Regions from separate parts of the Homo sapiens genome. Here region 1 is linked to region 2. Evidence: chromatin loops called from intact Hi-C (ENCODE). Cell type or tissue: ovary. All regions are shown on one strand. Each heading gives the region's core, and the rest is flanking DNA. Links, peaks and the distances in the headings are about the cores only. Region 1 overlaps BACE2 (beta-secretase 2). Region 2 holds the start of PLAC4 (placenta enriched 4).

Region 1 (12,018 bases), core at 1,320-9,319, 55 kb before region 2:
CTAGAATCTAAGAATCACACCTCCAAATACAGGCTTTTCCTCTCTAATACACACACACACACATACACACACACTCACACACACACACACACAGAGGTTTTGTATTTTGTTTTACATTCGGACATTCGATTCTACCACTGGGTTCTTAATTGACAAATAAGTGCCTCTTGACAATAAACACAGATTTGCAATAGAAGCGACCATCATTTTTATAATCTTTAGTTTCTCAGAGGTGTCAGGCCTCTGAGCCCAAGCTATGCCATTGCCATCTTATCCCCTGTGACTGTGACCTGCACCTATACGTCCAGATGGCCTGAAGCAAGTGAAGAATCACAAAAGAAGTGAAAATGGCCGGTTCCTGCCTTAACTGATGACATTCCACCACAAAAGAAGTGAAAATGGCCAGTCCCTGCCTTAACTGATGACATTACCTTGTGAAATTCCTTCTGGCTCATCCTGGCTCAAAGGCTCTCCCACTGAGCACCTTGTGACCCCCACCCTGGCCAGCCAGAGAACAACCCCCTTTGATTGTAATTTTCCACTACCTACCCAAATCTTATAAAGTGGACCCACCCCTGTCTCCCTTCACTGACTCTCTTTTCAGACTCAGCCCACCTGCACCCAGGTGAAATAAAAACCTTGTTGCTCAAACAAAGCCTGTTTTGTGGTCTCCTTACATGGACGCGCGTGACAAGAGGTACCTGCATATATGAGAATTGATGTTGGGATGTGATGGGTAATACGAACAGAAGTGCTAACAGGTTAGAATATAATGACATCCCCATGGTTTTTATAAAGCATTCTAAAAGTGCTATAGAAGACTGAGGCTCTCACAAGTCATCATAATCATAATGTCATAATGTGTCACGAACAAGCCAGAACTCAGTGAGAAGGCATGAACATGGTCCTGAGGTTTGGTGTCAGAGCTCTGTATGTGGCCACTTTAGCACTACCAAGCCACACACATCTATACAGCATGACCGTTTTTTAGGGAGAATTGGGTACTCTGGGGGCCAGGCTAGCTGTGAATGGAGGATAAAAGCTGATGATCTTTTCGGTTTCATTTTGCTTAATTTTCGTCCTTCTCTGTCCTACACTGATTAAAAATCTGTTTATTTCAACCTCTTAAACTGAGCTTAGGGACCATCAATCCAAGATGAATGAATGGTGAAAGGTGTAGCTCAGATAGTCCTCTTCACTCACCATTTAATGGTAATTTTGCCCTATGAAGATAAGTGGTTGGGAGGATGCAATATTTGGGGTGGGGAGGGAGGACAATTAATTGATTTCAACTTACTGTACAGCAAGGCCCTGCATCTTTTCATGTAATGAGCCTTTATCTTACGAGGTAATGTACCTTCTATTGGCATCTACGGGTTCCAGCTGGCATATTTAAGGGACCCAGACATACACAGAAAGACACAACAGAGACCATAGCATAAATACCTCTCTGCAGTCCAGATTAAGGCTTTGGCCTCCAATTTCCAATTTCAGAATTTCTATCTGGTAGTACCACTCTTCCTTAATAGGGGTATACCAGATGTCTCCTTTATACAAACTTGGTTCAATTCCACCCAAGACCTGGGACAGGAAATATTTACAGGTATAAGAGAAAAAATACACAGACATATCAACAGGTTACACAGAGAAGCATGCACTTGTAAAGAGAAACTTCACTGCAATCAGGGCTTCTACTTCGTGACAATGTCATGAAACAAATATCAATGCTTAAAAAATAAACAAGGAGCCAGGCGCGGTGGCTCACGCTTGTAATCCCAGCACTTTGGGAGGCTGAGGTGGGCGGATCATGAAGTCAGGAGTTCGAGAACGGCCTGGCTAGCATGGTGAAACCCCATCTCTACTAAAAATACAAAAATTAGCCGGGCAAGGTGGCGCGCACCTGTAGTCCCAGCTTCTCAGGAGGCTGAGGCAGGAGAATCGCTTGAACAGGGAGGCGGAGGCTGCAGTGAGCTGAGATCGCGTCACTGCACTCCAGCCTGGGCGACAGAGCGAGACTCCATCTAAAAAAAATAATAATAAATGAAATAAAATAAAATAAAATAAAACAAGGAATTTTATGGGTCCACGTCTGCAAAGGTCAGATGGTATTAGGCCCTCATCTAATCAAGATGCTTTGGAGGTTTCTCTTATCCAAAGAAAGTACATACAAGTTTAGCTTTACAATATTGAGATTTTTCCTTCAAAGAAATGCAATAAAACAGTTAACCACACTGACTGACAATTATTTAGTTCCTTGGAGGTCAGAGAACAGAAGATCAAGCACTTCCCTGATCAAAGCTTCATTGTGCAAAATCATAAAACATTTCCTCATAAATCCTATGCTGTCCTCTGCCTGGAAATGGTAGCAAATGAAAGTAGCTGAGGACCGGGGTGCAGATCCTGCCTCTCATAGTCAGACAGCAAAGGGACTGGCAGCACCCCCTTCTAGTGCATTCTTCCTGTCCCCTACTACTTTTGACGTCTGGGTGCCGGCCCCTGGAGGGAAGCTCAGGCTCCAGCACCTCCGTAGTGCTGACGGCCTTGATTCTGTTTCAGCAGCAAACACTTGTGCTGTGGTGCGTGTGTGCCTGTGTGTGTTGAGAGAGAGAGAGAGAGAAAGGATCTACAAGGGCCCCTGTTTCCCTGCCAAATTTATGAACTCTCCTTTGGCCCCCTACCCACAGTCAGGTCCACTCACCACGCCCCCCACCGCTCCTCACTTGTCCCTCCCCCACCCACAGAAAGCAGTGCCCTTCCAAGGGCGGTAAAGAAAAGTTTTAATGGAATTCGGAGAAGCGATGAGAATCATCCTTCCAGATGGCAGGATGACATAAAGGATTGCCTAATTTTAGCCATTTCTAAAAAGATCTACTACAAGGAGGATGAAAGTTTTACAGTACCTACGCACACCTACATGCCTAATATTTCTGCTCAGGTGTTTAATAAAACAGAAAAAAACAGCCCATCCATCTGTGATTTTTCGCCCCTTTAAGACTAAAAGATACCCACAAGACTACCTCCGTTGGTCCCAGATCCAGCAACGGGCAAGCCGGCTCCACACATCTGCATGGAGAAAACGTTGGGGATGTTTGCTTGTGTCACCAGGGAGTCGAAGAAGGTCTCCAGAGAACTTGATGGCTGCGGGAGGGCGACAGAGAGGGGCACCCGCTTAGGACTCACAGTGTAGACATGGGTCACCCAGTGTAGACGCCACGCGCCACAGACATTCCTGGTGTTTATACTCAATTTTTTCATGGTTCAACAGTACACCAGCTTGTGATTGGGTCTAGGAATTCAGAAAGCCCCAGCAGAGCTTCCCACTGGTTGGCATTCTTCCTTTGGGCACGGCTCTGTTGTACAAATAAGATCATATTTCTGGAAGCCATTCGACGCAGTCACATCTATCATCATGACTGCCTTGTGAGGGGGTGTGAGAAGCCGTGGAAGTAGGTTACCGTGGCAGGTGGTGGATCCTAATCTTAGGCATTTGAGAGTAAGGAGAGAAGAGTTTCTCTAGGAGCTGCCATGGCCGCAGACATCTTTGTTTGCCTGTCAGCCGCAGCTGTCCACCATGCAAATGAGAGGTGGCTGACCTGGGAGGACAGTATCCCCCGGACCCCAGAGCCTGGGGTGAGGCTTAGCTCTGCCAGATGAACTCTGGCAGGAAAGAAGCAGGAAAGGCACAAATCTATACTCCAGAAGCATAAAAGGCTTCTTATTCCCCCAAGGCCAGATTTCAGAAGCCCTCGTGTGCTCTGTGTCTCCCTCACATCCAGCAAGACATACAGAGGATGCCCTCATTTCTCCAGAGAGACTCAAAGGGAAGCGGGAAGGTCCGTAAACAGCTGTGAGGTGCCGGTGTGCCAGGGGTGCCGGTGGTCATGTAGGAAGTCAGTGATAGACCTGAGTTTAGATTTTGGCTTTGACAACTGGGAGACACTGGAGTTGGTGACCATGAGTTGTTAGTTTTTGATGAAAATGTAATTAACTATAGTAGCACAGACGCTATAGGCATCCCCTGGGTGCCCATGGTCATTCACAGGAATGATTATTTACTATCCGTGAGAACTAAAACTGTGATTCCAGAGGGAGTGAGAGGGGAACTCCACCATGGAATAGATACAGATCTTCCCATTGGTGTAGTCCATTTGTGTTTGACCTCCTACTTGTTTCATCTCAGCTTCTGCAGAATTCCGAGGCAGAATCTAGCACGATTTCCATATGCAATCTCTGTCAGAACACTTGTGGGCGTTTGGGTCAACCAGTGAGACAAAATCACCTCTTGGGATTATAGGGTGGGCCTGGGGGTGCCCCCAGCTGGTGTTCTACCCACCTTCTTGAGAGGCGGTAAAGCAAAGCAAACACGATGGGAGACAGGCTCTGCCACTTGCCAGCCGAGTGACTTGTTCCTTTGCTTCCTTCCCTGTGAAACAGGGATAAGGGCAGCTGCCTGGAGCCGCTCTGGGGCTTAAATGGGCCAATACCTGTAAAGCACTTGGAGCAGTACCTGGCACACGCACACAGCGAAGGAGCTGCAATCATTCTGTCAAGTCCTTCACTAGGGCTGTGCCTCGGGATCCCTCTAGGGATTAAAAGCATCCAGGTGCCCACAACCAACCCTGAGAGAACCTGATTCAGCAGCAGTGGGGCCCAGGCAGCTATAGTGTTAGAAGCCCAGTAGGTGTTCCTGACACAGCCTTGACAGGAAGCCCCTGGAATGGACCAGGGGCCACCACACAACCTGACCACTGCAGAGCGCTCAGCCCACCTGTCTCAGAGACCCCTGTGGGCAGTCTGCCCAGCTCACCCTGCAGGCCCTGTTCCCAGCCACATTCTGCTTCCTATGAGTCCTACTGCTGTCTCCTCAAACCCTGGAAATGGGAAGCCAATTGTCAGTAATCTTGGAATTTCATAAATGAAAAGATAAAATGTCGCACGGAGAGTCAGGAGGTCTGAGCAAACCCCGAAGGGGTCTGTTCTCACAGAATCTTTACATATTATTAATTCCAGGCAATTTAGGTTTACTCTATCATCTTCGGAACAATTTGCATAAAACCAGTCATATACATCTTTCATTTCCAGTCACATACAGATAAAGCATTTTGAAAATGTATTTAGGAACGGAAGTTTTCATGCGTCTGCAATTATCTATGATACAGAGGACAAAAGGTTCATGAGCCAGCCCTGGCTCTGCAGACAGTGAGAAGCTCCATGCCTGATTTCAAAGGGGCAACAGCTCACTGATCCTCAATCCCCACATCTTGAAAATGGGGGGAATAAGGCCAGGCACGGTGGCTCATGCCACAATCCCAACACTTTGAGAGGCTGATGTGAATGGATCACTTGAGCTCAGGAGTTTGAGACCAGCCTGGCCAACATAGTGAAACCTCATCTCTACCAAAACTACAAAACTTAGCCAGGCGTTGTGGCATGTGCCTGTGGTCCCAGCTACTTGGGAGGCTGAGGTGCGAGAATCACTTGAACCCGGGAGCTAGAGGTTGCAGTGAGCTGAGATTACACTGCTGCACTCCAGCCTGGGAAATAGAGTGAGACTCTCTCTCAAAAAAATAAAAAAGTAAAAAGAAAAAGAAAATGGGGAGAATATGACCTTACAAAGTATGCCTCACAGGGGAGTCCTGAGCACTGAGTGACCCACATCTTATCTTGTATCTTCTCAGCCTAGGGCCTAATAGGCTCTCAGTAATTGTGATTCTGTCTCCTTGGAGGGGCCAAGGGCTGTAAACTTCCTCTTGCCCTCCCCACCCCACCCCCATCTGCTCATAAACTTGAGCTGGAACAAATGTTCTTCCACGATGGGAAGATTATCCTCATGGGACAGTGGGGGCCTATTGCTCCAGCAATCACTTCTGTTCCCTTCCACACATAGCTCTGGTTCCAAGCCTAACGCTGAGCAAGGTGAGGCCAGGGCGTGGTACCCAGGTACAGGGCCAGGAGAGCTGGTCTCCTTCTGCAGTTCTTTTTTTTTTTTTTTTTTTTTTTTTAATTATACTTTAAGTTTTAGGGTACATGTGCACATTGTGCAGGTTAGTTACATATGTATACATGTGCCATGCTGGTGCGCTGCGCCCACTAACTCGTCATCTAGCATTAGGTATATCTCCCAAGGCTATCCCTCCCCCCTCCCCCCACCCCACCACAGTCCCCAGAGTGTGATATTCCCCTTCCTGTGTCCATGTGATCTCATTGTTCAATTCCCACCTATGAGTGAGAATATGCGGTGTTTGGTTTGTTGTTCTTGTGATAGTTTACTGAGAATGATGATTTCCAATTTCATCCATGTCCCTACAAAGGACATGAACTCATCATTTTTTATGGCTGCATAGTATTCCATGGTGTATAGGTGCCACATTTTCTTAATCCAGTCTATCATTGTTGGACATTTGGGTTGGTTCCAAGTCTTTGCTATTGTGAATAATGCCGCAATAAACATACAAACCCATGTGGACTCCAGGAGCCCTGCACACACCCCTAGCGTCTACTCCCGCCTGCCTTTGGCAATGCCTCCAGGTGGAAATTCCCCTGCCTGCCTCCCTCCTCCTGCATACAGACATATTTCCTTTGGGTAGGCCCCAAGTACAAATATTTGGTGAACATCCAATTCTGTCTTTCCCCATGTGGGGAGGCTCTGGTGATGGCAAGAGCAGGGTTCCACAATTCCTCTGGGGCTCACCACCACTGGGAAGGGCTGGCTCTCCCCAGGGCATGCCTTCAGGCTGCCCATATTCCCATGCTGGGTGTCTCCTCGGAGGTGTCCCCTGCAGAGCCAGGAAAACAGGCCACGTCCCAGCCTGGCGGAGGGCACCACCCCCTGCCTGCATTCCAGGGCCGTCTGCAGGCTCCATCTTCACGCAAACGTATGAATTTAATAAATGTGTTTTCTTTTAATCCCACCTTAGTAAAAACTCCTAAACACACACCACAATCTACATGATTCAAATTCTGTTAACATTTTAAACTATAAAACGAAAATAAAACAAAAAGTTAATGCTATTGCCTGTCTTACAGGAAGGTTCCAAGAATCATGCTGTTTACCTTCAATTTAAAAAATGCTTGGAAATATAATTGTGTGAATGCTGGTCTGTTTCCACCACGTGGTTCTCACTGTCTCCAAGAACAGCCCAAGACTCATGTGTCAGCCCTTTAATGACTGATTTTCAGAATCTCATCCTGTTATTTGATTTCCTTAAATCCATGGATTAGCCTTACCTTGGCAAGTGTGGCATAAGCTAGGCCAAGTATTCCATTCCATTTAATCCCAGGCAAAAAGAAATTCTCTGATTCAAAAATAGTGGCAATGTTGACAAGAAAAGAAGTATTGAAGCCTTTGGGGATGGTGACGAGGTCTTCCCCAACGAAGCCCGTCCAGCTTCCTTGTGTGTACTTCACTGTGACGTCAAAGCCCTTGGAGCGGTATGTGCTAGACCTGGAGAAAGAAAAGAAAAGCATATTGTATTCATTTTATTTTATTTTATTTTTATTTATTTATTTTTGAGACGGAGTCTTGCTCTGTCACCCAGGCTGGAGTGCAGTGGCGGGATCTTGGCTCACTGCAACCTCCGCCTCCCGGGTTCAAGCGATTCTCCTGCCTCAGCCTCCTGAGTAGCTGGGAATACAGGCACACATCACCACGCCCAGCTAATTTTTGTAATTTTAGTAGAGACGGGGTTTCACCATGTTGGCCAGGATGGTCTCGATCTCTTGACCTTGTGATCTGCCTGCCTCGGCCTCCCAAAGTGCTAGGATTACAGGCGTGAGCCACTGCGCCCGGCTAAGCCCCTTGCATTCTCTTATGTATCCATGTTCCCGAACCATGAAGATAAGGTTGCCGTGTCCAAGGCAGCTATCCTAAACACAGAAAGTCTACTGTAAGCCTGTAAGCCATTCTTTATCATGAACAGCATCAATGTTAACAAAGTGACAGCTTCCCCCAAAAACATAATCGCTAATGTTTTGGTAACAGTGTTTTCCATGTCATGTGGAAGGGACGCACTGGTGTAAACATGTGGCTGGAGTTTAATTTTTCACTATACCCAAGTTAAACCCTATAAGTCAGGTGCTTTGTTTGGCCACCGTAGGACACGACCCTTTGAAGGACACAACCCAATCTGGCACCTGCCTGGCCCTCCGGCTTTGCAGGGCTGCTGTGCTGCTGCTGTGTGACACGGGTAGGTGCCGGCATCCCAGAGGGAGGCTCCACCAGCCTGTGCCCGCAGCAGCTGGAGTTCAGGTTCACACATACAACTCATGTGACAAATAATGACCAAGCCCTACCTGCTGAAGCCCAGGTCCTTCATGTCACAGGTCCTTCTCAAGGTTCTCCCCCAATGCCCCAAAGGTGATTATACTCTCACCAAAATATGGGCAGTGACGCTAATGGCATGCCAGAACATGAATCACTGTGACATGACCGAGAGCCTGACACTCACGTGGCCCTGGAGGTAAGAGCTACTGACGCAGAACGACATTCACAAGATCAGACGAAAGTCCTGCCCCCTCAGTTTATGCTGCAGTGAGGAGAGATAATGAATGCGGGAATGGTGGTTACGGGACGAGAGCCACCCAGGGAACAAAGCAGGCAAGGGGACCTCAAGTGACCCAGTGGTTGGAGAGAACTCTTGGATCCAACCATGTTTGCATGAGACCTGAATGAAGACAGTGAGACCTGGGGCTCTCTAGGGGTAGAGCACTGTGGAGAGAGGACAGCAGGTGTCATGGCCCTGGGGAGTCCCACCCTATAAGGTCATTCCTATGCCCATTTGAGTTTGAAAACTGCTGGAATATAGGAAGGAACCTAAGAAACATCTCTAGGCAAATGTCTATGAACTCAAACCATGCTCCTCCTAAGAAAATAATCACAATTCTAAGCTAAATATCAAATCACCCAGTAGATCATACTAAAGCGATCCTGCTCACCTGCAGGCTTGATTTCACTCTGTTTTAATAATCAGTCTGTGAACATTAACACGTGTTAATAAGTCTTTGTTGTGGGATTACATGAACTAGTGCAGTCTTGCTTAAGGTCAGTAAAGAAGTTTGGAGATGACATGATCATTTGTTCATTCATTCATTCATTCATTCATTTATTATTTCTTTTAAAGAAAAGGTCTTGCTCTGTCATCCAGGCTGGAGTGCCATAGCGCAATCATGGCTCACAGTAGCTTGAACTCCTGGGCTCAGGAGATCCTCCCACCTCTGCCTACTGAGTAACTGGGACTACAGGTGCACACCATCAAGCCCAACTAATATTTTTCTTTCTTTTTTTGCCGAGACAGGGTCTCATTATATTGCCCGAGCTAGTCTCAAACTCCTGGGCTCAAGTAATCCTCCTACCTTAGCCTCCCAAAATGCTGGGATTACAGGCATGAGCCACCCTATCTGGCCTTTTATTCATTAACTCATTCTTGGTATATCTCATAAGCATCAAAAATGTTAACTATCTTTAATTCAGTAACTGCACTTCTGAGAATCTGACCCTAAGGAGACACCAGGAAGCAGACAGAGGTTCATGTGCCAGGATGGTCGTGATGTTTTATGTATAACAGCAAACAGCTGGAAACCATCCAAATGCTCAGTAACAAGGAAACAGTTCAGTAAATTACAGCATATCCATATGATGCGCTATTATGTGCCAAGGGAAAAATGTTTCTTTTTCTAAGAAATTTTAAATGATGCAGAGAAAAAGTTAAAAGAAAAATACGTCAATGAGACAGACTCTCCTTCAAAACTATTTATTACACTCAAATATTAACAGTGGCCAGCTGGGGTGGCAGGATTGGAGGTGGGAGGACTCCTATTCTTGTGGTTAGGTCCCTCCATGTTTGCATGCATTATTTTTATAATCAGGAGAAATATGTTATTTTACGAAGGTCTGGCAAACGGATTTGGGGGAAACAGCTGATTCTAACTTCATAATGGGGTACAGAATATAAAGATGGTTGGCTTTTAATATTTGCCTACTATCTTGGTTCACTCCACCGTGATCATAAAGTAAGAGAGGCATTCAGTGAATGTTTTCTGTGCGCAGATCTCCCGACAATGGGCAGGTACAAAAACAGAAAAGTGACCACAGAGGGTCCTTAGAGCACTAAGGGATCCACCAGAAATTACCCAGGTAACATGCAGTCAGGTCTTTGAAATGGGGTATTTGAAGATTGGCGGAATGCCAAGTGTTAGTGCCAATATAAATTCAGATGTGCCTGCCACATGGGAGGAGATGAACACGCTTATGTTGAATAGCAATAAAAATACTGAATTATTCAGTCCATTTTGACAATTTGGGTTCATTCCTCAAGTTCAGAAATATACAAAGACTAATTATCTTGAAATGCTTGGAGAATAGGATCTAGAACAGAGGTTGGCAATTTCTTTCCATAAAGAAACAAATAATAGACGTTTTAGGTTTGTAGGCCATGGGATCTCTGTGATAACTACTCAGCTCTCAAACGTAATGTGGAAGCAGCCACAGACAATGTGTAAGTAAACTTGCATAGCTGCATGGCTGTGTTCTGATAGAACTTTATTTACTAAAACAGGCAGCAGGTCAGATTTGGCTCATGGGCTAGAGTTTGCCAACTCCTGGTGTATTAGTCTGTTTTTACACTGTGATAAAGGCATACCTAAGACTGGGTAATTTATAAAGAGAAAGAAGTTTAATGGGCTCACAATTCTACGTGGCTGGGGAGGCCTCACAATCATGGTGGAAGGTGAAAGGCATGTCTTACATGGGGAAGGGAAGAGAGAAATGAAAGCCAGTGAAAGGGATTTCCCCTTATAAAACCATCAGATCTCGTAAAACTTATTCACTGCCACGAAGACAGTGTATGGGGAAAAACCGCCCCCTTGATTCAATTATCTCCCACTGGGTCCCTCCCACAATACATGGTAATTATGGGAGCTACAATTCAAGATGAGATTTGAGTGGGGTCACAGCCAAACCATACTACCTGGTCTGGTAGAGTAATCGTTTGTTGTTGCTGAGATGGAGTCTCGCTATGTCACCAAGGCTGGAGTGCAATGCTGCCATCTCAGCTCACTGCAACCTCCGCCTCCTGGGTTCAAGCGATTCTGCTGCCTCAGCCTCCCTAATAGCTGGGATTACAGGCGCATGCCACCATGCCCAGCTAATTTTTGTATTTTTAGTAGAGATGGGGTTTCACTATGTTGGTCAGGCTGGTCTCAAACTCCTGAACTCAGGTGATCCACCTGCTTCAGCCTCCCAAAGTGCTGGGATTACAGGCGTGAGCCACCTTGCCCAGCCCTGGTAGAGTAATTGTATCTTTCCTAAACAGTCTAAAATGCTATGACTTCCTTTTGAAAAGTTTAGTTTCACTCTGTCCAGGCTATAGAAAACTCTGTAGAATTTGTAGTGTTAGTAAGAACCTGAACCAGCCTGCATATCTATTTAGCATGTCTTCTCTAGTTTCCTGCTCAGGTTGCTGGTCTCCTTACAGAGGGAGCACTCTGGATATTTTGGTGTCATTTCCAGAGACAGCAGAGGCAGCTGGAGTTATACTGCCTGGGTTCAAATATGAGTTCAATCCCTTATTAGCTGTGTGACCCAGGGCCAAGTTATTTATTTCTCTATGCCTCGGTTTCCTCAACTAAAAAATGGTGATAATATAATACCATCCCTCGTGAAGTTAATTATGCAGATTAAAAGAGTTAATATTGTAAAGCATGTAGAACAAAAGCTTGGAACACAGGAGATATGCCACAAAATAGCTGCTATTATTATAATTAATCATTTGCTGCCTTTTTTCAGGCTATGAGTTATTATTAGAAAATTCAAGTCTGGTAATCCCAGCACTTTGGGAGGCGAGGCAGGTGGATCATGAGGTCAGGAGATCGAGACTATCCTGGCTAACACGGTGAAACCCCGTCTCTACTGAAAATACAAAAAATTAGCCAAGTGTGGTGGCGGGCGCCTGTAGTCCCAGCTACTCGGGAGGCTGAGGCAGGAGAATGGCATGAACCCGGGAGGTGGAGCTTGCAGTGAGC
Region 2 (12,018 bases), core at 2,667-10,666:
GACCTGGCTATGGCCACTGCTGAGTGCCCAGTTTGCCAGCAACAGAGACCAACACCGAGTCCTCAATATGGCACCATTTCTAGGGGTGATCAGCCAGCTACCTGGTAGCAGGTTGATTATATTGGAACTCTTCCATCATGGAAAGGGCAGAGGTTTGTTCCCACTGGAATAGACACTTACTCTGGATATGGGTTTGCCTATCCTGCACACAATGCTTCTGCCAAGACTACCATCCGTGGGTTCACGGAATACATTATCCACCGTCATGGTATTCCACACAGCATTGCCTCTGACCAAGACACTCACTTTATGGCTAAAGAAGTGTGACAGTGGGCTCATTCTCATGGAATGCACTGGTCTCACCATGTTCTCCCCATCATCCTGAAGCAGCTGGATTGACAGAATGTTGGAATGGCCTTTTAAAGTCACAATTACAATGCCAACTAGGTGACAATACTTTGCATGCCTGGGACAAAGTTCTCCAGAAGGCCGTGTATGCTCTGAATCAGCGTCCCATATATGGTACTGTTTCTCCCATAGCCAGGATTCACGGGTCCAGGAATCAAGGGTTGGAAGTGGAAGTGGCATCACTCACCATCACCCCTAGTGATTAAGTAGCAAAATTTTTGCTGCCTGTTCCCATGACATTAAGTTCTGTTGGTCTAGAGGTCTTAGTTCCAGAGGGAGGAACACTGCCACCAGGAGACACAACAACAATCCCATTAAACTGTAAGTTCAGATTGCCACCTGGACACTTTGGGCTCCTCCTACCTTTAAGTCAACAGGCTAAGATGGGAGTTACAGTTGGCCGGGGTGATTGACCCAGACTATCAAGATGAAATCAGTCTACTACTCCACAATGGAGGTAAGGAAGAGTACTCATGGAATACAGGAGATCCATTAGGGCATCTCTTAGTATTACCATGCCCTGTGATTAAGATCAATGGGAAACTACAACAGCCCAATCCAGGCAGGACTAGAAATGGCCCAGACCCTTCAGGAATGAAGGTTTGGGTCACTCCACCAGGAAAAAAAAATCACAACCTGCCAAGGTGTTTGCTGAAGGCAAAGGGAATACAGAATGGGTAGTAGAAGAAGGCAGTCATCAATACCGGCTACAACCACGTGACCAGCTGCAGAAACGAGGACTGTAATTGTCATGAGTATTTTTTCCTTGTTTTGTTAAAAACATGTTTGTGCATGTTTATACTTGTACTAAGAAAATATCTTGATTTTATTTCCTTTTTCCTTTAGCATGTGACATAAGATTTACTGACTTCAAATCAGCATTTAAGTATTGTTAACTTTATGTAATAGTATTTGGGTTGGAGACTGGTGTGTTTCAGGTTGTACAAAGAATAGTTGTAATATGTTAGGCATAATTATGACCTTATTATTGTCTTTATTTGAAGATTATGTATGATCTCAGATGTGTATGGGTTCAAGTTGACGAGGGGTGGACTTGTGATGGTTCATACTGAGTGTCAACTTGATTGGATTGAAGGATACAAAGTATTGATCCTGGGTGTGTCTGTGAGGGTGTTGTCAAAAGAGATTAACGTTTGAGGCAGTGGGCTGGGGAAGGCAGACCCACCCTTAATCTGGAGGGCACCATCTAATCAGCTGCCAGTGAATATAAAGCAGAAGAAAAATGTGAAAAGGAGAGACTGGCCTAGCTTCCCAGCCTACATCTTTCTCCCGTACTGGACGCTTCCTGCCCTTGAACACTGGACTCCAAATTCTTCAGTTTTGAGACTCAGACTGGCTCTCCTTGCCCCTCAAACTTGCAGACAGCCTACTGTGGGATCTTGTGATTGTGTAAGTTAATACTTAATAAACTCCCCTTTATCTATATGTCTATGTCTCTATCTCTATTATCTATATCTATCTCCTATTCTGTTCCCCTACAGAACCCTGACTAATAAAACAATGAAAATATTTTCTATACCTTGTCTCCATACAGTCCTTAACTTCCAATCAAATTTGAATGCTTCTCTTTTAAATATGAACAGACAGCCAATAATCATGAGATAGTGAGGAAAGCCTCTAGCATGAGACACAAAGACCATGACAAACACACTGAAACAAGGAACTTGGAGGAGACAGATAAAAAGCAGGAAGCAGAAATCAAGTGTTAAGCAAAATCATAATTTTCTCAGAGAAATATAAGAAGATGTGCAACTTTGAAACAGGAATAAGGTGAAAAACAAACAAAAACAGAAGCATTCAGAGAAAAAGAAAGTGATCCTGAAAACTAAAATGTGGGTGGCAGAAATGAAAATGGAGAGAAGAACCAAAAAGACAGACAAGGGAAGCAGAGAGACCAGACTAGAAGGTGCAACTTCTGAATAATGGGAGGTCCAAGAAGAGAGAACAGGCAATTACTAGACAATTTCTCAGACATGAACGTTATGAGTTTCTAGACTGAAAAGATTCACCAAGTGCCCAGCATTTTTTTTTTTTTTAAAGATCCAGACTAAGACACATCAACAAGAAATTTCCAAATACCAGGTCAAGAATACTTCACATGTTTCTGGAGGGAAAGAAAACAGTTCATATACAGTGAATCAGGAATTACAATTGCATCAGACTTATCAACAGCATCGGGAAGATAATGTGAAAATACCTTCAAAACTCTCGAGGGACACAAGAAGATGCTGCCTGGCCACAGGAGCGAGACTGCTGGCCTCCAATCAGTCTTCTGGGCAGGCCTCTGATGCAATTACAGGGCTAAGGAACCACGGTAACCAATGTGCCATTGGCTGTGCTAAAACCCAGTGGCCCCAGGAAGAATCCTGTTGACACTGGCTTGGAACATGAGGCTTAAGGTTGAAGTTGAGCAGGACCCTGTGGAGAGGCTAAAGCAACTCCATCCTTGGATTCCCACCACCATGTTGACTTCTGATTGACCCCAGTTCCTGGAAGGCTTCTAAGGTTTCTCTTATCTATTGTTCCTTATGTAAGAGAAAGTACTTATTGGTAAATCCTGCCCTTAGCTCAGGCAATCCTGCCCTTAGGCAGATTCACATAGGATTCTTGCCTTTTCGACTGCCCTAGACATTCCTTCCCTATGGTATGTAAGCCCTGGGTCTGGGGGGGTGATGGGTAGGAATCCACCATCTCGTCTTGCCACCACTCTAGACACAGGCATGACTTCCATTCATAAGTCCCTATTAAATATTTCTTTCTGAGAAACTGGATTTGGCAGCCTCTTCTTCGGCCTCTCAGCTTCCTTGGACTCTGGGGTGGTTTGCATAGGCCTGCCAACCATGGAACACCCTGCCTCTCCCTAGGCCTGAACACAAATATTGGGAGTTGTTTTCAATTCTCTACTTAGCCTCATGATTCATAAACCCAGGCAATGAGGCATATGTCCATGGATACAGAGATGAGCAGGCCCCAAGTGAAGCACCAGCTCTGACATGGAGGGGAAGACGTGGGTTCTGCTGGGCACAGAGTGATTCCACTCTCTATAAACACGGCCCACAGGTGCCTGCAGCCCGACCATTCTGAATGACACTGCCTTCTCTCCTATTTGGGTGCAAAAAGCAAGAAGGAGGGATCATAGAAGTTGCCCCTGGACTACAGGGTTAAACCAAAATGTACGTATATTGACTAATGGAAGGATGATAACAATATTACGTACTTTTAAAATGTGTGTGTACTTAAGAACTGACGTTATACAGAATATAAAGGAACTACTACGTAGTAAATTCTTATATATACAAAAGCTGTGGGAGCTATACTTTGGTAAACTTCCTGATGGATTACATGGAAGTGGTAGTGGGTCAGGAATTTAACACTTGCTTGCAACTTTGTTGTGCTGCCAGTCAACCATACAAAGCCCAGCCATTCTAAAGGGTTTGCAAGCTCTTAACGTTCAGAGCACTCAACTCTCAAAGGCGGTTTTGTGGTTGTTTATAACCTCAAACACGATCACCCTTTGCCCCCCAACCATTTTCTCTTGCTCAGTATCTACACATCACATCTTCACCTTCCAATAAAAGTTCAAGGAACTACACAGCAATGACAGGCACACTCCAAACTCACAGAGGCTTTCATGAGTTAGAGTCTAGAGCCTGCTAGCAGGTTAGGATTTTAAAGAACAGTTTTAAAACTCTGTTTTGTGATTCCTGGGCCAAAATAATGCTCTCAAATACGTGCAGTGGTAGAACATATTCGATCTTTCATTCCTCAAATATCATCCTAACTTGTGCCAGCCATGGTTCTAGCACACAGTGGTTGTTCTAGGCACACAGTAGCCACAGCAAACTGCCAGCCACACCCTTCCTGGGCACTTGACTCTACAGCCTCTAATGCAAGCACCTGTGACTCTCTGCAGATGGCTTCTTTGGCCAGCTATTGAGCCAGAAACGCTGAAGAGTGAACCCCCTGTGAGCTGCCCTCCACCCACGGTTGGCAGGAGGGAGTGATAAGGCCCAGCTGCCTTGCCCCCTAGTCAGCACAGCTGAATCTATCTGATGTCACCTCTCAGAGTTCCCCAGTGGGGAGTGGGTCTCAGTGGCCCACATTTATAACCTCCTCCATGACACACACTCTTACCTGCGACTCCTGGTGAGGCAGGAGGCGGGACTTGATTCCAGAGGCAAGGCTTGGACATAGGACCAAACTGAGCACTAGCTAAAACAGGTCAGGGCAGATGCAGTTTTCCATAGGACACACCCACCAGCATGCCATGTCGGTTTACCGTTTCCATGGCAACACCCAGAAGTTACCACCCCTTTCCATGGCAATGACCCAATGGCCCTAAGGTTACCACCCTCATCCTAGAAGTATCTGCATACACCGCCCATTAATTTGCATATAGTTAAAGGTAGGTATAAATATGACTGCAGAACTGCCTCTGAGCTGCTACTCAGGGCACACAGCCTATGGAGCAGCCCTGATCTGCAAGGAGCGGCATCTCTGGCGCTGCTGTGCACAGCTGCTTCCATGAAAGCTGCTGCCTAACACCACCAGCTCACCCTTGAATCTTTGGGCAAATCCAAGAACTCTCCCAGGCTAAGCCCCAGTCTTGGGGCTTGCCTGTCCTGCATCATCTGGCAACCAGCAAAGGGACAAGGACAGCGGAGATGGTGGCAATTGGCAGAGAGGCAAGACAGCAGAGACAGAGAGGCAGCAATTGGTGAGAGACAAGAGACAGCAGTTGGCAAGACAGCAAGAGACGGTGAAGCAGTCTGTGATTGAGGATGTAAGATCTGTAACACTGAGGAAGTACCAATAAAGAGCTGCTAACACTACCGAGCTCTAACCCTAACCAGTGCCTCTTTTCACAGCCATCATCTTTCCCTGGCAGGTGGTGAAACTGAGTGGACAGCCAAGTGTCCATAGTACAGCTGCCTCGTGTGGGACCCACTGCTCTAACGAGCCAGCCCCCGACACAGAAGCTGAGCACCCCCAAGCTGGGGAACCTAGAGAGACCTGCACCCGGGTCCCACGTGGAAGACTGGCTGGTGCCATTTTGTCTTCTGTGGATGGGTGAGAGTCCCCTTTGCACCCTCCCCCAGTAATATCAGGTAAGCTAGGAAATAAAAGCCTTTGGCTAAGCGGTCAGTTCCCCACGGTTTAGGTGCCTTGAAGCACATTCTTGCCACCCCTTCACCTGGTTCTTTCTCCTCTGACTCCATTTTATTGCTCCACTTTGGTTTCATTTTCAGTCCTAACATGTATGTCTTGTTTGGAGTCTTATGTTTGCTTTCGACTTTCTGTTAATTGTATTTGGGCAATTGTTTAAGGCAGGACACTTGGTTGTGAGAGGTCCCCTGTTGTGTTGACTCTGGGATACCAGAGTCACGTTGTCACGTTGTTCTATGTTCTGTAACCTGGTCTTGGGTTCACGGGGTTGGCCGCCCACTGGGTACCCCAGGGTTTTTGGCACTGCTGTGCACAGCTGCTTTGGCGAGGGCATCCTTGTTGGCTGAAACGCAGGCATTTTGGGTTCTCAGCATCGGTATTATAGGCCACCCTCCAGATGCTCTGGGGTTTTTAGCACTGACATTTCCTCTAGGATTGTGGGTTATACCCCTTTCGCTAGGCGAATATTGGTCTTGTCTTTTTCCACCCTGAAGTTAGGAGTATTATTTTCCTAATAGCCAATTGCAAGCTCCTTCCTGTGTACTGTCTTATAACTCCCTTGCCTAAGCTGCTCTTGGTCAAAGGAATTGGGAGCTCCCAGGCTCCTGGCCTGGCAGTCAGCCACCTACAGTGGTAGACAAGTGGCCAGCCCAATATTTTTTTCAGTATCTCCACTACTGGGTAGGTTCTTCAGCAAGTCAGAGCCTCTGAGGTCTCCCCTTGGGCAACGCTGTTTACCCCTTTCCCTTCCTCCATTTGTTTAGCCCCCTCTCCACCCAACTCTAGATCTCTATGGAATTTAGGCTCCACATTCGACTGCCCATTCGTAGCTCATAATCCATTTTTATAACACCTTGCTATCTATATTTACACCTTTAAAGAACACGGGAATTTAAGAGGGAAGAGTAACTAGGCTTTTGCTAAACTTGGGCTAATAAAACCCTCTGTAGAGAGATCCTTAATATAGGCATGGGGACAACAAGGAGTATCCCAAGGGACTCGCCGCTAGGGTGTCTTTTAAGCTATTGGAGCAAATTCAAATTTGGCTTAAAGAAAAAGAAACTCATTTTGTATTGCAACACCATTTGGGTTAAATACAAGTTAGATGACGAATATATCTGGCCTAAACATGGTTCTATATACTATAGTGATATTTTACGATTAGGCTTATTTTGTAAAAGAGAAGGAAAATGGGAAGAGATCCCTTATGTACAGGCTTTTATGGCTCTATACTGGATCACGTTACTTCCAGGCATTAGAATGCCATGCATAAGGGATCCCCACCTAGCTGCTCCCCATAGAAAGTTCATAAGCCTCCCCAGAGTCTCTTCAGTCCCCCAGTCCTGAGTGGGGGTTCTCGCCAATTCCCTAATGAGATTCCACCCCAATATCATCAGGCACCTTTCCCCCTTATCCAACTAGCCCTAGCCTATACCCTCTGCTGCCCAAGAAAATGAGCCCAACCAGTACACCAGGAGTGGGGCTCCATATCAGCCCCTAAGGTCAAGCCTGTGTCCACTGTGGAAAGTAGTTGATGGAAATGAGGGAACACTCAAAGAGTACATATGCCACTTTCCATGTCTAATTAGACCTTATAAAAGGAAAGAATTGGCCAGTTTTCAGATAAACCAGAAAAGCTTATACAAGAGTTTGTTACGTTGACTATGTTCTTCAAATTGCCACGATTTACAAATATTGTCATCCGCTTGCTGTGCTGTGGGGAAAAAAAAGTAGAGGAAAAAGTGTGTGGTTAAGCCAGTCAATTATGACAAGGTTAAAGAAGTAACTCGGGGAAAAGATGAAAATCCCGCTCTGTTTCAGGGTCTTTTAGTTGAAGCACTCAGGAAATATACTAATGCAGGCCCAGACACCCCAGAAGGGCAAGCTCTCCTGGGTATACATTTTCTCATTCAATCTTCTCCTGACATTAGGAGGAATCTACAAAAAGCAGCAATGGGACCTTCAAGTCCTATGAAACGACGCTTAAACATAGCCTTTAAAGTTTACAACAACAGGGACAGGGCAAAAGAGGGGAGTAAAAAGAAATAGCCAAAAAGTACAATTGTTAACAGTGACTTTAAGCCTCCTTGCCCCTCAGGATTACTCATCTTGAGAAAATGTTACAAAATTAGCATCTGGGATGCCTAGACAAGACTTGATGCCTGACTTGCTGACCCCTGGGCCAGAATCACTGCGCCTACTATACGCAAAAGGGCCCCTGGCAATGCAAATGTCCTAACTGCTCTGGTGAGAGAGAACAATAACAACAAAAAGCTTCCATCAATACTAGAGCTAACCTTCTCCTACTAGCCCCAGTGAGCTGCTTAGCTCAAGTAAGTTTACTGTCCCAGAGGACAGCTTTCCACAGTGGCAGATAAGCAGCCGCCTGAACATTTTTCTTTGGTATTTCCACCACTGAGTGTGCTCTCCAGTGGCGTGGGGACTCCAGAATCTCCTTTTGAGCAATGCAGTTTGCTTCCTCCCCTTTTTAGTTGATGCTATGGGATTCCCTGTCCTGCCTTTTCCTGTTTTCCATACCTATCGGGGCAAACAAAATTTGGCCAGGTAGATGGGTCCCAGTTCTGTAAATAACTTGAATCCAGTTGTCTTGTATAGGTCATTTTATTTAATATGTTTTTGGGTATATGTACATGTATTGTGATGTGTGTTACATCTAGCGTGCTGTCAAACTGGCTTATAGATAAAAGAACACTCATACATTCAACAAATAAGACTACTGAAAGCTTATTAGTTTGAAGAGAATCTTGTATCTTCTAAAATTTAACTTTAGGATTTTTACCTAGGTAAGTCACTGATGTTCATAGGCTTTAAAATGGTTAAAATGGCTTTAAATGGTGACCAGCTTTGCATGGTACCTTGGTTCTCGGTGATCTAGATAAAGTTAAAAGTGAAATAATTAAATACACGTAAATGGGATATGCTTAATGTGTGGTTTAAAATCATAAAATGGTAGAATGGTTCTCAGTTATAGAATGACAATGTCTAGTGTGAAGTTCATGACTTCTTCCTTCCTAGGTTTCCATAAAATGTGCTAAAGAAATGTATTCTTTATTGAGAAAAAATTTTTTGTCTAATCCGGAAGTTACTAAATGGGAGGTTCAAAACATGAGTGAACCAGTGAGTAGAAAAGAGAGATGTAAAGAATATTATGAATAGAAAATGTATTTTTTGTTTGTTTTGCAAGGAAGGATATAAAGAAAGAGTAATTTTATATGTGGAGGAATCCTGTATAGTAAATTCCCTATCCTAGAGTAAAATAACTTTAAGAAAGAGGTAGTATAGAACATGTCAGGAAATTCAGCTATGTTGTAGATGGTCTGTGTAAGTCATCTGCACAGTGCATGAGTGTGGAGGTGGGCGGGCACTCATTGGCCCTTGAACTCCTTTTGAGCAGTATGGAAGCCAAGAACTAGAAGCCAGGAAATGGGGTTGTAAAACTGATTTGTCTATGGATTTTATGTGTTGAGCTGCTGTGGTCTTGGCTTGTAGTAATTACCTATATGAACCTTCCCCCCTCCCCTTTAGAATTTAGGACAGGTTCAAAAGGCCCTCCAATATAAAAATAAAATACTGTCCTTCCCCACAAAGGAAAAAATAGCTCCCCGGTTCAACCAGGAGACTTAGTCTTGCTAAAACCTTAAAGACAGGGTAAAGACAGGGATACCCCAAGAATCAATTACAATGAAATGGAAGGGGCCTTATCAGGTATTGTTAAGTACCCCCACTGCTGTTAAACTTCAGGGAACACCTACTTGGGCACACAGATCCAGGACTAAACCTGTTTCTTATGAGTCACAGGCACAAAGGAAGGGCACTACAACCACAACCAATATCAGTAAAGCTTTGGAAGACCTCTGCTACCTATTTAAAATAATCAACACTCAGCCAGAAGAGGTAATGTAATGCTGTAGATGGGAATAGGAGCATTGATCTTGCTCTTCTTCCTGACTGTAGTACTTCCTTTCTATGGCTTTAACCAGCCACCTCCTCCTGGGAAACATCTCCTGTGGGCTTGTTGGGTATAGAAGCTACTCTAAGACCCAACCAGATACCATGATGCCACTGTTAATTCTGTTTGCTCTTCTAATTAACCTAAGCTAGTGTGTATGTGGACAGGGAGGGTGGACAAAATTCTACAGTAAATATTTCAAAAATTATAGCATCATAGAATCATCTTTATGGCTGCCAGATTTGTCATCAACACCCCCAGGATAGACAGTTTCATCTTCCGACCTATCTGGAAAATCTCAGGACCATGTCCCCAGACCTCCTAACTAACCATAGCACCCCAAAATACCCAAACCCCTATTGTGAAGTGGAACTCTTCCCCACTTAGTGGATCCCCCCTGGACCCTGCTGTCCCCCTGCCCTGACCACTATTATCGGAATCTGGGAAGTTGGGCATCTATATCTCCAGTGCACTCATAACTCTAACATTTGCATCCACTCTTGCATTAATGACACAAAAGTGGAAGCTTCCCTGCGATGCTCTGGTCCAACTCTAGTTGCCAAGTTTCCAAGACCACGGGGAGGTAAATGAGATTCCATTTGTGAGTGAAAAGACCATATATGGTACCTTCTCCCGGATGGGAACATACAAAGGAAAAACAACTGCCTGATCTGGGAAGGTGACAGTACTACCTTCTTCTAGAAAACAAAGATTGTTCAACCACCACCATGAGAACAGGTGGAAAATATCTCTATAGACCCAACCTGGCAATGAAGTATAAACATCGCACCCCGCAGGGCTTCTCTTGGTGCCCTAGTTGGGTTCATTTTTGTTTGTGACTATGAATGGGAAGAAGTCACACCCTGTAACCACTCCAACTCCCTAAGGAGTCACCTCTTCTTTAAGGAATAGCTTTCCCTTGTATCTAAAAAACTTGGAACTGACATGAATGAACGTTGGCCACTCTTACCCCTCCAGGGGTCACAATCTATAACGCCTAGGACCCAAGAATATCAGAAATAAGTAAGCAATAAAACTAATTCTGGCAGGAATCAGGGTGGCAATAGGACTAGCAGCACCCTGGGGTGGCTTTGCCTACCATGAGTTAACGCTAAAGAACTTGGCTCAAATCCTAGAATCCTTAGCCACCAACGGAGATCAGGCATTAAAGAGAATTCAAGAGTTCCCCAGACTCTGGAAAATGTAGTTGTTGATAACAGACTAGCATTGGATTATTTACTAGCTGAACAAGGTGGGGTCTTGTGCAGTTATTAATAAAACCTGCTGCACATATATTAACTCTGGACAGGTTGAGGTTAACATTCAAAAGATCTATGAGCAAGCTACCTAGTTACATAGATATAACCAGGGCACTGCCCCCAACTATATCTGGTCAACCATCAAAAGTGCCTTCCCAAGTCTCACCTGTTTTTCACCTCTTCTAGGACCTTTGACAACTGTCTTGTTACAAATGTTTGGTCCTTGCTTCTTTAACCTCTTAGTAAAGTTTGTGTATTCTAGATTACCACAGTTCCAGAGACAATGCTGGCACAAGGCTTCCAGCCCATCCTGTCCACTGACACGGAGAATGAAATCGTCCTGCCTCTGGGCTCCTTAGATCAGGTATCCAGAGATTTTTACTCCTCCAGTGCCAGGCAGGGCCTACGTCCATAAACTCAGCAGGAAGTAGTTACGGAAAACAGATCTCCGCCCTTCTGCAGCCCCCTTAAGATTAAGGAGGAGTATCTAATCTCTGAAGGGGGAATGAGGTAGGAGGTGGGACTCAACTCTGGAAGTGGGGCTCAGGCACTCAGACCAAACTGAGCACTAGCTAAAATAGGTCCAGGGCAGATGCTAGTTTCCATAGGACACACCGACCTGTGTCAAGTCAGTTCACCATGGCTCTGGCAGCACCCAGAAGTTACCACCCTCACCCTGGAAATGTCTGCATAAACTGCCCCTTCATTTGCATATAATTAAAAGTGGATACAAATACCACTGCAGAACTGCCTCTGAGCTGCTACTGTGGGCGCACAGCCTGTAGGGCAGCCCTGCTTTGCAAGGAGCAGCGCCTCTGCTGCTGCTGTGCACAGCCGGCCGCTTCAATAAAAGTTGCTAACACCACTGGCTTGCCCTTGAGTTCCTTCCTGGGCAAAGCTAAGAACCCTCCCGGGCTATGCTTCAATCTTAGGGCTCGCCTGTCCTGCATCACTGGGATCATCTCCCAGTAAACTAGCCACACTTACATCCATGTGTCAGGGACATTTCTGGAGAAAGCAGCCCAGGACACTGTTGAATAAAACACACAATAGTCTCTGTGGTCTTCTCCACCCCACCCCACACCAGGCACCCTCAGCTTGATTCTCCTTTTTAATTGCCTGTAAGCAGGGAAGCACAATGTTTTCACATTCTTTGTAAGGCCTTTGTTCTACTAAAATCTAACCTCAGAGCAC

What was found. Peaks named below come from ENCODE experiments on the same cell type or tissue, not always from the same donor. Only the 100,000 strongest peaks of a DNase experiment are listed, where the experiment ranks them.
Region 1: it touches region 2 in a loop (5-fold over the local background); 9 of 110 quality-filtered maps call a loop at or near these places.

The regions. Positions count from the first base shown.
Region 1 is chr21:41,232,939-41,244,956 of GRCh38, reverse strand. It overlaps BACE2 (beta-secretase 2), which reads right to left. Exons shown (of 9, transcript NM_012105.5): 3 at 7,228-7,444; 4 at 3,010-3,138; 5 at 1,447-1,581. Among named protein-coding and RNA genes, the nearest start is that of PLAC4, 54 kb to the right of the region's middle. RefSeq lists an enhancer at 127-632 and a silencer at 4,667-4,811. In ovary, for the core only: no CTCF peak of the experiment used is centred there; a DNase peak (open chromatin) is centred at 4,576.
Region 2 is chr21:41,179,642-41,191,659 of GRCh38, reverse strand. All of the region lies in intron 1 of BACE2 (beta-secretase 2), which reads right to left. PLAC4 (placenta enriched 4) reads left to right here and starts at 6,421. Exons shown (of 1, transcript NR_148920.1): 1 at 6,421-12,018. RefSeq lists an enhancer at 11,136-11,945. In ovary, for the core only: no CTCF peak of the experiment used is centred there; no DNase peak of the experiment used is centred there.